2 separate regions of the Homo sapiens genome follow, and region 1 is linked to region 2. Evidence: read pairs that join two places in POLR2A ChIA-PET (ENCODE). Cell type or tissue: MCF 10A. All regions are shown on one strand. Links, peaks and the distances in the headings refer to the core of each region. The heading gives the core; the rest is flanking DNA.

Region 1 (5,382 bases), core at 185-5,184, 120 kb before region 2:
CCTTATATTCTTGGAATCAATCCTATTTGGTCATGGTGTATGATCCTTTTTATATGTTACTGGGTTCAGTTTGTTGATAGTTTGCTGAGGATTTTTGTGTCTATATTCATCATATTGGCCTGTAGTTTTCTAGTGGAATCTTTGTTTGGCTTTGGTATTGGATCAATACTGGCCTAATAGATTCAGATGGGATGTATTCCCTCCTCTTTAGTTTTTTGGAAAAGTTTGTGATGTCTGCTGTTAAGTGGCAGGACTGGTGGTGATGTTAGTGAGATTTTGCAGCGGTTATTAAGGATTTTTTTTTTTTTTTTGAGATGGAGTCTCACTCTGTCACCCAGGCTGGAGTGCAGTGGTGCTATCTCAGCTCACTGCAACCTCCGCCTCCCAGATTCAAGCGATTCTCCTGCCTCAGCCTCCCTAGTAGCTGAGACTACAGGCGCCCACCACAACACCTGGCTAATTTTTGTATTTTTAGTAGAGACAGGGTTTCATCATATTGGCCAGGCTGGTCTTGAACTCCTGACCTTGTGATCCACCTGCCTCGGCCTCCCAAAGTGCTGGGATAACAGGCGTGAGCCACCGCACCTGGCTAAGAATTTTTTTTTTCAGTAAAACTTTATTAACCCACTCATTATTATCAGAATACAAATAGGAGTACACTGCACAGTGAAGAATTTGCATAGCAAATGAATGACATGAACAAAATATTCAGAAGTGTCACACACTTAAATTGATTAATTCAAGTATTTATTTTCGTGAAAATAATTTGTGAATAGCATGGTCCCTATCATTCTCCCCTTAATAACTTTTCAGTAACATGTTGTACTGACATGTTCAGTAATTGTTGTAAGTTAATACAATTGTATTTCATTTATCCTTAAATTGTAGTTGTTTTGATATATACATGTAATTTGAACTGGCCTCTCATGAAAAAATTCCAAATGAGTATTTAACAGTACAAAGTTACTAATCACCATTTAAAAAAATGTATGATACAGTTGAGTAAAAGTATAGAAAATATTGTTACATTTTATAAATCTAAATATAGGTCAAGTTATTCTTGACAAATTCTTTTGAAAGAAGCTAATACAAACAAATACTAGAGCAGCACCCCCTATAAGAAAGTACATGGTCCTTAGCACTTTGGGAGGCTGAGGCAGGCAGATCTCCTGAGGTCAGGAGTCCAAGACCAGTCTGGTCAACATGGTGAAACCCAGCCTCCACCAAAAACACAAAAATCAATCAGCCAGGCATGCTGGCAGGAGCCTGTAATCCCAGCCACCCAGGAGGCTGCGGCAGGACCAGCTAAGAATCTTTAAATAGGGAGATTATCTTGGATTTTCCAGATGAGCACCAATCTAATGACAATGGACTTTATAAGAGGGAGGCAGAAGTTTAAGAGTCAGAGAAGGAAATGTGATAATGGAAGCAGAGGTCAGAGTGAGAGAGAGAAGATGTAATGCAGCTGGCTTTGAATATGGAGGAAGGAGCTACAAACCAAGGAATTCAGGCAGCCTCTATAACCTGGAAAAAGCAAGGAAAGAGATCTTGATTTTAGCCCCATAACACTGGAACTTACAATTGTTTTTTGTCTTTTTTTTTTTTTTGAGATGGAGTCTCACTCTGTTGCTTAGGCTGGAGTGTGCAGTGGCATGATCTCAGCTCACTGCAACCTCTGCCTCCTGGGTTCAAGCAATCCTCCTGCCTCAGCCTCCTGAGTAGCTAGGATTACAGGCATAGACCACCATGCCCAGCTAATTTTTTTTGTATTTTTAGTAGAGAACAGGGTTTCACCATGTTGGCCAGGCCTGTCTCAAAACTCCTGACCTTGGCCTCCCAAAGTGCTGGGATTACAGGCGTTAGCCACCACGCCCAGCCTTGAACTAAGAATTTGACCTCCTGAACTGTAAGATAATAAATTGATGTTGTTTTAAGCCACTAGTTTGTGGTGATTTGTTACAGCAATAGTGGAAAATAATACAGTTCCCAAATGGGAGCATGAAATAAGAGTACAAAATAAAATTTTTCATACATGATAGTAAAAGAGATCTTATTTTGCATCTGAGAAAACTAGAACCTCTACTATTTTCACCTTCTTATTAATGATACACAAGTATGGCCGGGCTCCGTGGATCACACCTGTAATCCCAGCACTTTGGAAGGCTGAGGGAGGTGGATCTCCTAAGCTCAGGAGTTCAAAACCAGCCTGAGCAACATGGTGCAACCCCATCTCCACCAAAAAATACAAAAAATTAGCTGGGCGTCATGGCATGTGCCTGTGGTCCCAGCTACTTGGGAGGCTGTGGTAGGAGGATCACTTGAGCCTGGGAGGCAGAGGTTGCAGTGAGCAGAGATTGTGCCACTGCACTCCAACCTTGGTGACAGTGTGAGACTCTGTTTCAAAAAAAAAAAAAAAAAGATGCATGTGTATGGCTGCCTTGAACCCATATACCAACTATCAGTAACTACCAGCTACAAATTGACATTAACAAAGGTGTATATTTACTTTGTACTGTATTAATAAAGTAAAATGTACTTATGGGCAATTTTATAAACAGCATTTTCTCATTCCACAGGGAAATAATGGTCAAAGTCATAAAATATAGCAAATTCATCTCCAAAATCAATACAAACATTTCTGGAAGATAATTCCATGTAAACCTTAGACATATTAGGAAAGTTGAATATTTTCACATAAGCTATTGGAACAAGAGGAAATAAGAGATTCTAAAAAATTAAAAACTGCTGCTATACAAATAGAAAAGTATATATCGTCAGTAGTTTCACTGAGCTGGCTGTCTATCCATAAATTTATGATCAGCTGTGCAGTACATAATGAATAAATGAGTGGAGTTGCAAACATTTTTTTTTGAGATGGAGTCTCGCTCTGTTGCCCAGGTTGGAGTGCAGTGGCGTGATCTTGGCTCACTGCAACCTCCGCCTCCTGGGTTCAAGTGATTCTCCTGCCCCAGCCTCCTGAGTAGCTGGGACTACAGGCGCATGCCACCACGCCCGGCTAATTTTTTTGTATTTTTAGTAGAGACAGGGTTTCACTGTGTTAGCCAGGATGGTCTCGATCTCCTGACCTCATGATCCACCTGCCTTGACCTCCCAAAGTGCTGGGATTACAGGCGTGAGCCACCGTGCCCAGCTGCAAACATTTTTTATAATGGGCTTAAGGAATAATTCTCCATGATGCACCTTAACAATACAATCTTTTTTTTTTTTTTTTTTTTTTGGAGACGGAGTCTCACTCTGTCGCCCAGGCTGGAGCGCAGTGGCGCAATCTCGGTTCACTGCAAGCTCTGCCTCCCGGGCTCACGCCATTCTACTGCCTCAGCCTCCGGAGTAGCTGGGACTACAGGCACCTGCCATGACGCCCGGCTAATTTTTTTGTATTTTTTACACGGGGTTTCACCGTGTTACCCAGGATGGTCTCGATCTCCTGACCTTGTGATCTGCCTGCCTCGGCCTCCCAAAATGCTGGGATTACAGGCGTGAGACACTGCGCCCGGCTTTTTTTTTTTTTTTTTTTTTTTTTTTGAGACAGGTTTTGCTCTATTGCCCAGGCTGGAATGTAGGGGCATGATCACAGCTCATTGCAGCCTTGACCTCCCTGGGCTCAGGTGATCCTCCTACCTCAGCCTCCTGAGTAGCTGCAACTGCAGGTGTGCAACACCACGCCCAGCTAATTTTTATGTTTTTTTCTTTTTTGAGACGGAGTCTTGCTCTGTCACCCAGGCTGGAGTGCAGGGGCGCGATCTCGGCTCACTGCAAGCTCCGCCTCCCGGGTTCACGCCATTCTCCTGCCTCAGCCTCCCAAGTAGCTGGGACTACAGGCGCCCGCCACTACGCCCGGCTAATTTTTTGTATTTTTTTAGTAGAGACGGGGTTTCACCGTTATAGCCGGGATGGTCTCGATCTCCTGACCTCGTGATCCACCCGCCTCAGCCTCCCAAAGTGCTGGGATTACAGGCGTGAGCCACCGCGCCCGGCCAATTTTTATGTTTTTTGTAGAGATGGGGTTTCTCCATGTTGTCCAGGCTGGTCTCGAACTCCTGGGCTCAAGCAATCTGCCTACCTTGACTTCGGCCTCCCAAAGTGCTGGGATTACAGACGTGAGCCACTGCGCCCAGGCAACGATATGATCCTTTTAAATTGAAAAGTATTATTTGTCAACAAAAGCAATCCACTGCATTCAGTGTCAAAAGTAGTACTTAGTGGGAGGCTGAGGCAGGCAGATGGCTTGAGCCCGGGAGCTCAAGACCAGGCTGGGCAACTGGCCAAACCCCTTCTCTATTTTTTAAAAATAATATTACTTAATTTTTTTTTAAAAGTAGTACTTAGTGTGATAGCTATACAGGGACTCTGGTTCTAACATTAGCTTTTAAGTAATCCTAGTGAGTTACTAAGGCAATTAAATGGCAAAGAAATTCATAAATGAAATTCTAGTCTCACAAAATATTACATAGTTAAAAAATAAGACTTTATTTTACTAAATTTGAAACACTTATAAATAGGTAAGGAGCTTAACATGTATGTTTTCGTCAGAATTTAAGATTTTATTTTCCTCTTCAATTTAAGGTAGAACTACACTATCGTGTAGATGAGTTTCTTTTGCAAGATTACAAATCTCAAGAATATTCCACTTCTTTATACTTTTAATAGAGATGAGGTCTTGCTATCTTGCCCAGGCTGGTCTTGAACTCCTAGTTTAGGCAGTCCTCCTGCTTTGGCCTCCCAAAGTCTGGGATTACAGGCATAAGCCACCACGCCTGGCCTACTTTTTAATATTTTTCATGTTTTCTAAAATACATATGTATCAGGCCGGGTGTGGTGGCTTACGCTTGTAATCCCAGCACTTTGGAAGGCCAAGGCGGGTGGATCACTTGAGGTCAGGAGTTGGAGACCAGCCTGGCCAACATGGTGAAACCCCGTCTCTACTAAAAATACAAAAAATTAGCCGGGCATGATTGTGCACGCCTGTAATGCCAGCTACACGGGAGGCTGAGGCAGGAGAATTGCTTGAATCCAGGAGGCAGAGGTTGCACTGAGCCGAGATTGCGCCATTGCACTTCAGCCTGGGCGACAGAGAGAAGACTCCATCTCAAAAAATAAAAATAAATAAATAAAATACATATGTATCAATTAGTATTATGTTTGGCTATTACAGAGAGTGACCTAACGAAGAGAGTAGCTTATTTCTCTCTTAGGTAGAAAGTGGCAAAGCCTCTGCCTTCTCTGCCTAAACAGCAGCAATAGCTACAGGTTTGGAAAGACATTCACAATCACAGGACCCCAACAAGCCTTGTGGAACCCAATCTGGCACCCAGCTCACTTAGTATTCCAGGATACAGAACAAGGAACAGCACAGCAACACAG
Region 2 (5,382 bases), core at 105-5,104:
GGAGAGTCAGGTAGTGTGAGGAGTGGCAGCCATTTTTTTTGATGTATGCATGCTCATAAATGAGGAAATCCAGTCATCAGAGATAAGCCATAGCCTGGATGTGTCAACAGATGCAGCAACTGTACAATCCCAGAGAAAGGTGGAGAGAGTAGTGGTCTGACAACTTTGACATCTGTGACCTCTACTTGGGATCTGTGATCTTCCCCTCTGGATTTCTGATCATCCCCTTTTAATTAATTAATTTTTATTTATTTTTTGAGACAAGGTCTTGCTCTGTTGCCCAGGCTGGAGTGCAGTGGTGTAAGCATGGCTCAGTGCAACCTCAACCTCCCAGGCTCAATTAATCCTCCTACCGCAGCCTCCGGAGTAGCTGGGGCTACAGGCATGTGCCACGATGCTTGACTAATTTTTAATTATTTTTGGAGTTGGGGTCTCGCTATGTTGCCAGGGCTGGTCTCCAACTCCTGGACTCAAGTGATCCACCCTCCTTGGCCTCTCAAAGTGTTGGGATTACAGGCATGCATCACTGCGCCTGGCTCATCATCCCCTTTTAAGTTGGGTTAGGATACCTTTCTTTTACTTGTAACCAAAGAATACCTGATGGAACAGTTTTTAAAAGTCCATTTTTGTCACTCTACCTTTTTGCACCTTTCTCTCAGCCTCCAGATCCTACGGATTCCCTGTAATCTGTATAAACTGGTCGGGAGCAGGGAAATAGGGAGAAGACATTTCCTTGAAATGTCCTAGACAAGAGACACCTGCATCCTTCTAGATGCAGGAATTCAGGGGTTCTTCAAGCCTCAGCCTGGCTTGCAGCAGTTTTGGCAGCCTTTGGAAGGCACCAGATGGTCAGCCAAGTGATACATAATCTATGTAACTTTATGCCATTTATTACTTTATAATTGTATCAAACTATAATTTGTAAGCAAATTTTGTTTAAAAGCTATTAACTATGTTTTTCTAATTGTTTTGGTATACTTTTATAAAACAAGGCTATTAAATCCTGGTTGCAGGTTCCTAACCATCAATTTTTTGGTAGATTTAATATATAGTATATAGTTACAGAGTTTTAAGTACATGTGGAAATTTTCAGAAATTTCTCATTTATTTCTTTGATCTCAAGGTTCTTAAAAAGCTGGCATAGGCCAGGCATGGTAGCTCATGCTTGTAATCCTAGCACTTGGGGAGGCCAAGGCCAGAGGATCCAACAAGGCCAGGAGTTCAAGAACAGCCTGGACAATTCTCTCAAAAAAAAAAAAAAAAAAAAAAAAGAGAGAGAGAGAACTTTAAGCCATGCAATTAGAGAATGTGAAGATAATCTACCCAAGTAGATATTTATAAATAAACCTAACCTTCTCATTTTCCACATAACTAGTTTAGCATTATTTATTTGAAATCCACAATTGTAGTTTTCAACTCAGCAAAATCTCATATATACTGTGTATTTAGCACTATGTAATAAGAAAGCAAAAAATCAGGATCCTTCAAATATTACATACATAAAATTTATGAAACTAGGAGTTGCTACATTTCAATATAAACTCAATTAACGAATTTTTTTCCAGAGAATGTAAGAATTACAAACATTTGGCCGGGTGCGGTGGCTCACTCCTGTAATCCTAGCACTTTGGGAGGCCGAGGCTGGTGGATCACCTGAGGTCAGGAGTTCAAGACCAGCCTGGCCAACATGGTGAAATCCCATCTCTACAAAAATACAAAAATTAGCTGGGCATAATGGCAGGTGCCTATAATCCCAGTTACTTGGGAGGCTGAGGCAGGAGAATCGTTTGAACCCGGGAGGCAGAGGTTGCAGTGAGCCAAGATCGTACCACTGCACTCCAGCCTTGGCGACAGAATGAGACTCCGTTTCAAAAAAAAAAAGAAAGAAAGAAAAGAAAGGAGTGATTCTTTTATCCTTTGTACTCATTTGTTTTCCTTTTCATGCACCTTGCTGCCCTACATAAAAGTTAGTTGTAACTCATTTAAATTAAGGTCTCCAGTGTGAAGTGGTGTATTGCTTAACTGGACAGGGCTGTAACCTGAAGTGTAAGAAGGGGAGTGTCCCCATTTCCCAACACAGGTCTTTAGCAATAAAGGTGTGGTACCACCAGTGCTAAAGAATACTATTCTAGTTAAACGTGTTTGTGTTCTGCATCTTCCATTGTGCAGTACACTCTATTATTTATAAATTCTAATCCTTTAGTAAAGAAAAAAAGTAAGAAAGAAAAACAAAAACCACCACCCAAAACCAAAAGCCATCTACAGGCTTTGAAAATTCCTGGACATAAAGCATCAGTCACTGGATTTTCCTTCACCCCTGCCAAGTTCCACCGTCTCAGAACAGGCTTCCCAACAAGAGCTGGGAGAGCAGGGCAGGGAAATGTTGCTAAGTGACATAGGGTTTAGTCGTGCGATGGAGTATTAGAGGACACTTGACATTGAGCCTTGTGCTACTTCACAGCCATTCCACAATATAATGGAAGAGCTGCAATATTATGTAGATAATGGAGGATTGTAGACAGAGTGGCAAAATAGAGAATTCCTAGCTTCAACTGTTAGTTCTGAAAGGTCAGGTAGTTTAAGAATGATGTGTTTAGGCTGGGCGCAGTTGCTCACACCTGTAAGCTGAGCACTTTGGGAGGCTGAGGTGAGAGGATCGCTTGAGATGAGGAGTTCAAGACCAGCCTGGCCAACGTGGTGAAACCCTATCTCTACTAAAAATACAAAAATGGCCAGGTGCGGTGGCTCACGCCTGTAATCCCAGCCCTTTGGGAGGCCGAGGCAGGCGGATCATGAGGTCAAGAGATCCAGACCATTCTGGTCAACATGGTGAAACCCTGTCTCTACTAAAAAATACAAAAATTAGCTGGGCATGGTGGCTCGCGCCTGTAGTCCCAGCTACTCAGGAGGCTGAGGCAGGAGGGTCGCTTGAACCCGGGAAGTGGAGGTTGCAGTGAGCTGAGATCACGCTACTGCACTCCAGCCTGGGCAACAGACCGAGATTCCGTCTCAAAAAAAAAAAAACAAAAAACCCACAAACCCCAAAATTCGCTGAACATGGTAGTACACACCTGTAGTCTCAGCTATTCAGGAGGCTGACGCAGGAGAATTGCTCGAACCCTAGACGTGGAGGTTGCAGGGAGCCAAGATGACACCACTGCGCTCCAGCCGGAGTGACAGAGTGAGACTCTGTCTCAAAAAAAAAGAAAAAAAGAAAGAAAAGAAAAAATAGAAATGCTGTTGTATGCAGGCATACCTCAAATATATTGCAGAGTCAATTTCAGACCACTCCACAATAAAATGAATATTGCAATAAAGTGAGTCACACACACTAAAAAAAAAAAAAAAAAAAAAGTGCTTAATTAGCCAATGATGCAAGTTCAAAAAAAAGGGAAAGACTGATATGGCTGCTTATATCTCTAAAGTTTTCATGTTAGTTCCTTCCGCACCCCAGAATAATCTTAGGTTTAGAACTACTTAATTAACTAATTAATGAATTAAAATGTTTGTTCATTCAGAAAAATATTCATTGACTACCTATAAGGTAGAGTGTTGGGTCAAAGTATGAAAATTGACTCTTACGCTGATATTGTGAGGTTTGCATAAGAAGTTTGTTGTAAAAATGGAAAAGTATGGAGACCAAAGACAGCAATTCTTTGTATTGATTATTGTTTTATTTTATTTCTAAGACAAGGCAAGAGAATGTGCCTTTATTAGATATGACTATGGGTTCCAAAACTGATGTTTCCCAGTTGTTGAAGGAGGTGACCAGGAAGTCTTAACATGAATAGCTACATAATATTAAGAATTCATTATGGGCCAGGTGCAGTGGCTCACGCCTGTAATCCCAGCACTTTAAGAGGCTGAGATGGGTGGATCCTGAGGTCAGGAGTTCGAGAACAGCCTGGGCAACAAGGTGAAACCCTGTATCTACTAAAATACAAAAAATTAGCCGGACTTGGTGGCGTGTGCCTGTAGTTGTAGCTACTCGGGAGACTGAGGCAGGAGAATTGCTTGAACCCAGGAGGCAGAGGTTGCAGTGAGCCAAGATCGTGCCACTGCACTCCAGCCTGGGCGACAGAGAGAGACTCCTTCTCAAAAAAAAAAAAAAAAAAAAAAAAAAAAAAAAAAAAAAATTAGCCAGGCGTGGAGGTGCATGCCTATAGTCAGTAGGGAGGATCACCTGAGGCTGGGAGGTTGAGGATGCAGTGAGCCATGTTCCCACAACTGCACTCCAGCCTGGGTAACAAAGAGAGACTCTTTCTCAAAAAAAAAAAAAACAAAAAAATCTCGTTATGTTACAGAAGATTGCTAGAGTTCTGTTTTAAACCAAAGCTCTTGATTTTACTTTAAATAATTCAATTTATGCACATTTTAAAAAGCGTATTGTTAAGGTGAGCTGCACTTGTTACTTATTTTTTGCATATTCATTCACTATTCTGTGTCTAGGATATCCTTTATTTTTCTCCTGGCAAATAATGTGTCTAAGATAAATGAACAATGATCTTTATTAAGCACTTAATTTATACAAGCTGGGGTGATGTTAAACACTATGTGATTAGAACCAATTTTGAGGGCCAGGTGCAGTGGCTCACACTTGTAATCCCAGCATTTTGGGAGGCCAACGTGGGCAAATCGCTTGAGGTCAGGAGTTTGAGACCAGCCTGACCAACATGGAGAAACCCTGTCTCTACTAAAAATATAAAATTAGCTGGGCATGGTGGTGCATGCCTGTAATCCCAGCCACTCAGGAGGCTGAGTCAGGAGAATCGCTTGAACCCAGGAGGTGGAGGTTGCCGTGGGTGGAGATTGTGCCAATGGACTCCAGCCTGGGCGACAGAGTAACATTCCATATCAAAACGACAACAACAACAACAATGAAAACAACAACAAAAACAAACAAAAAACCCCACAACTTTTCAAAAAAGTACTTATGGCTTGGCATGGTGGCTCACACCTGTAATCCCAATATTTTGGGAGGTCAAGGCAGGGCGATTGCTTGAGCCCAAGAGTTCAAGACCTGCCTGGGCAACACAATGAGACCCCTTCTTTATTAAAAAATAAAAGAAAAGGCCGGGCGTGGTGGCTCATGCCTGTAATCTCAGCACTTTGGGAGGCCAAGGCAGATGGATCACCTGAGGTCAGGAGTTCAAGACCACCCTGGCCAACATGCTGAAACCTCGTCTCTACTAAAAAAATACAAAAATTAGCCGAGCATGGTGGCACATGCCTGTAGTCCCAGCTACTCGGGAAGCTGAGGCAGGAGAATTGCTTGAACCCGGGAGGTGGAGGTTGCAGTGAACCAAGATTGCACCACTGCACTCCAGCCTGGGCGACAGAGCTGGACTCCATCTCAAAAAATAAAATAAAATAACTTCTAAA

What was found. ChIA-PET counts read pairs that join two places held together with the same protein. Peaks named below come from ENCODE experiments on the same cell type or tissue, not always from the same donor. Only the 100,000 strongest peaks of a DNase experiment are listed, where the experiment ranks them.
Region 1: POLR2A ChIA-PET joins it to region 2 with 5 read pairs; 2 of 35 experiments call an interaction of 5 or more read pairs at or near these places.

What each region holds. Positions count from the first base shown.
Region 1 is chr6:110,972,639-110,978,020 of GRCh38, reverse strand. No RefSeq gene overlaps it. Among named protein-coding and RNA genes, the nearest start is that of RPF2, 6.7 kb to the left of the region's middle. In MCF 10A, for the core only: no CTCF peak of the experiment used is centred there; no DNase peak of the experiment used is centred there.
Region 2 is chr6:110,850,955-110,856,336 of GRCh38, reverse strand. It overlaps a transcript of AMD1 not described here. Among named protein-coding and RNA genes, the nearest start is that of SNORA40C, 5.1 kb to the right of the region's middle. In MCF 10A, for the core only: no CTCF peak of the experiment used is centred there; a DNase peak (open chromatin) is centred at 2,056.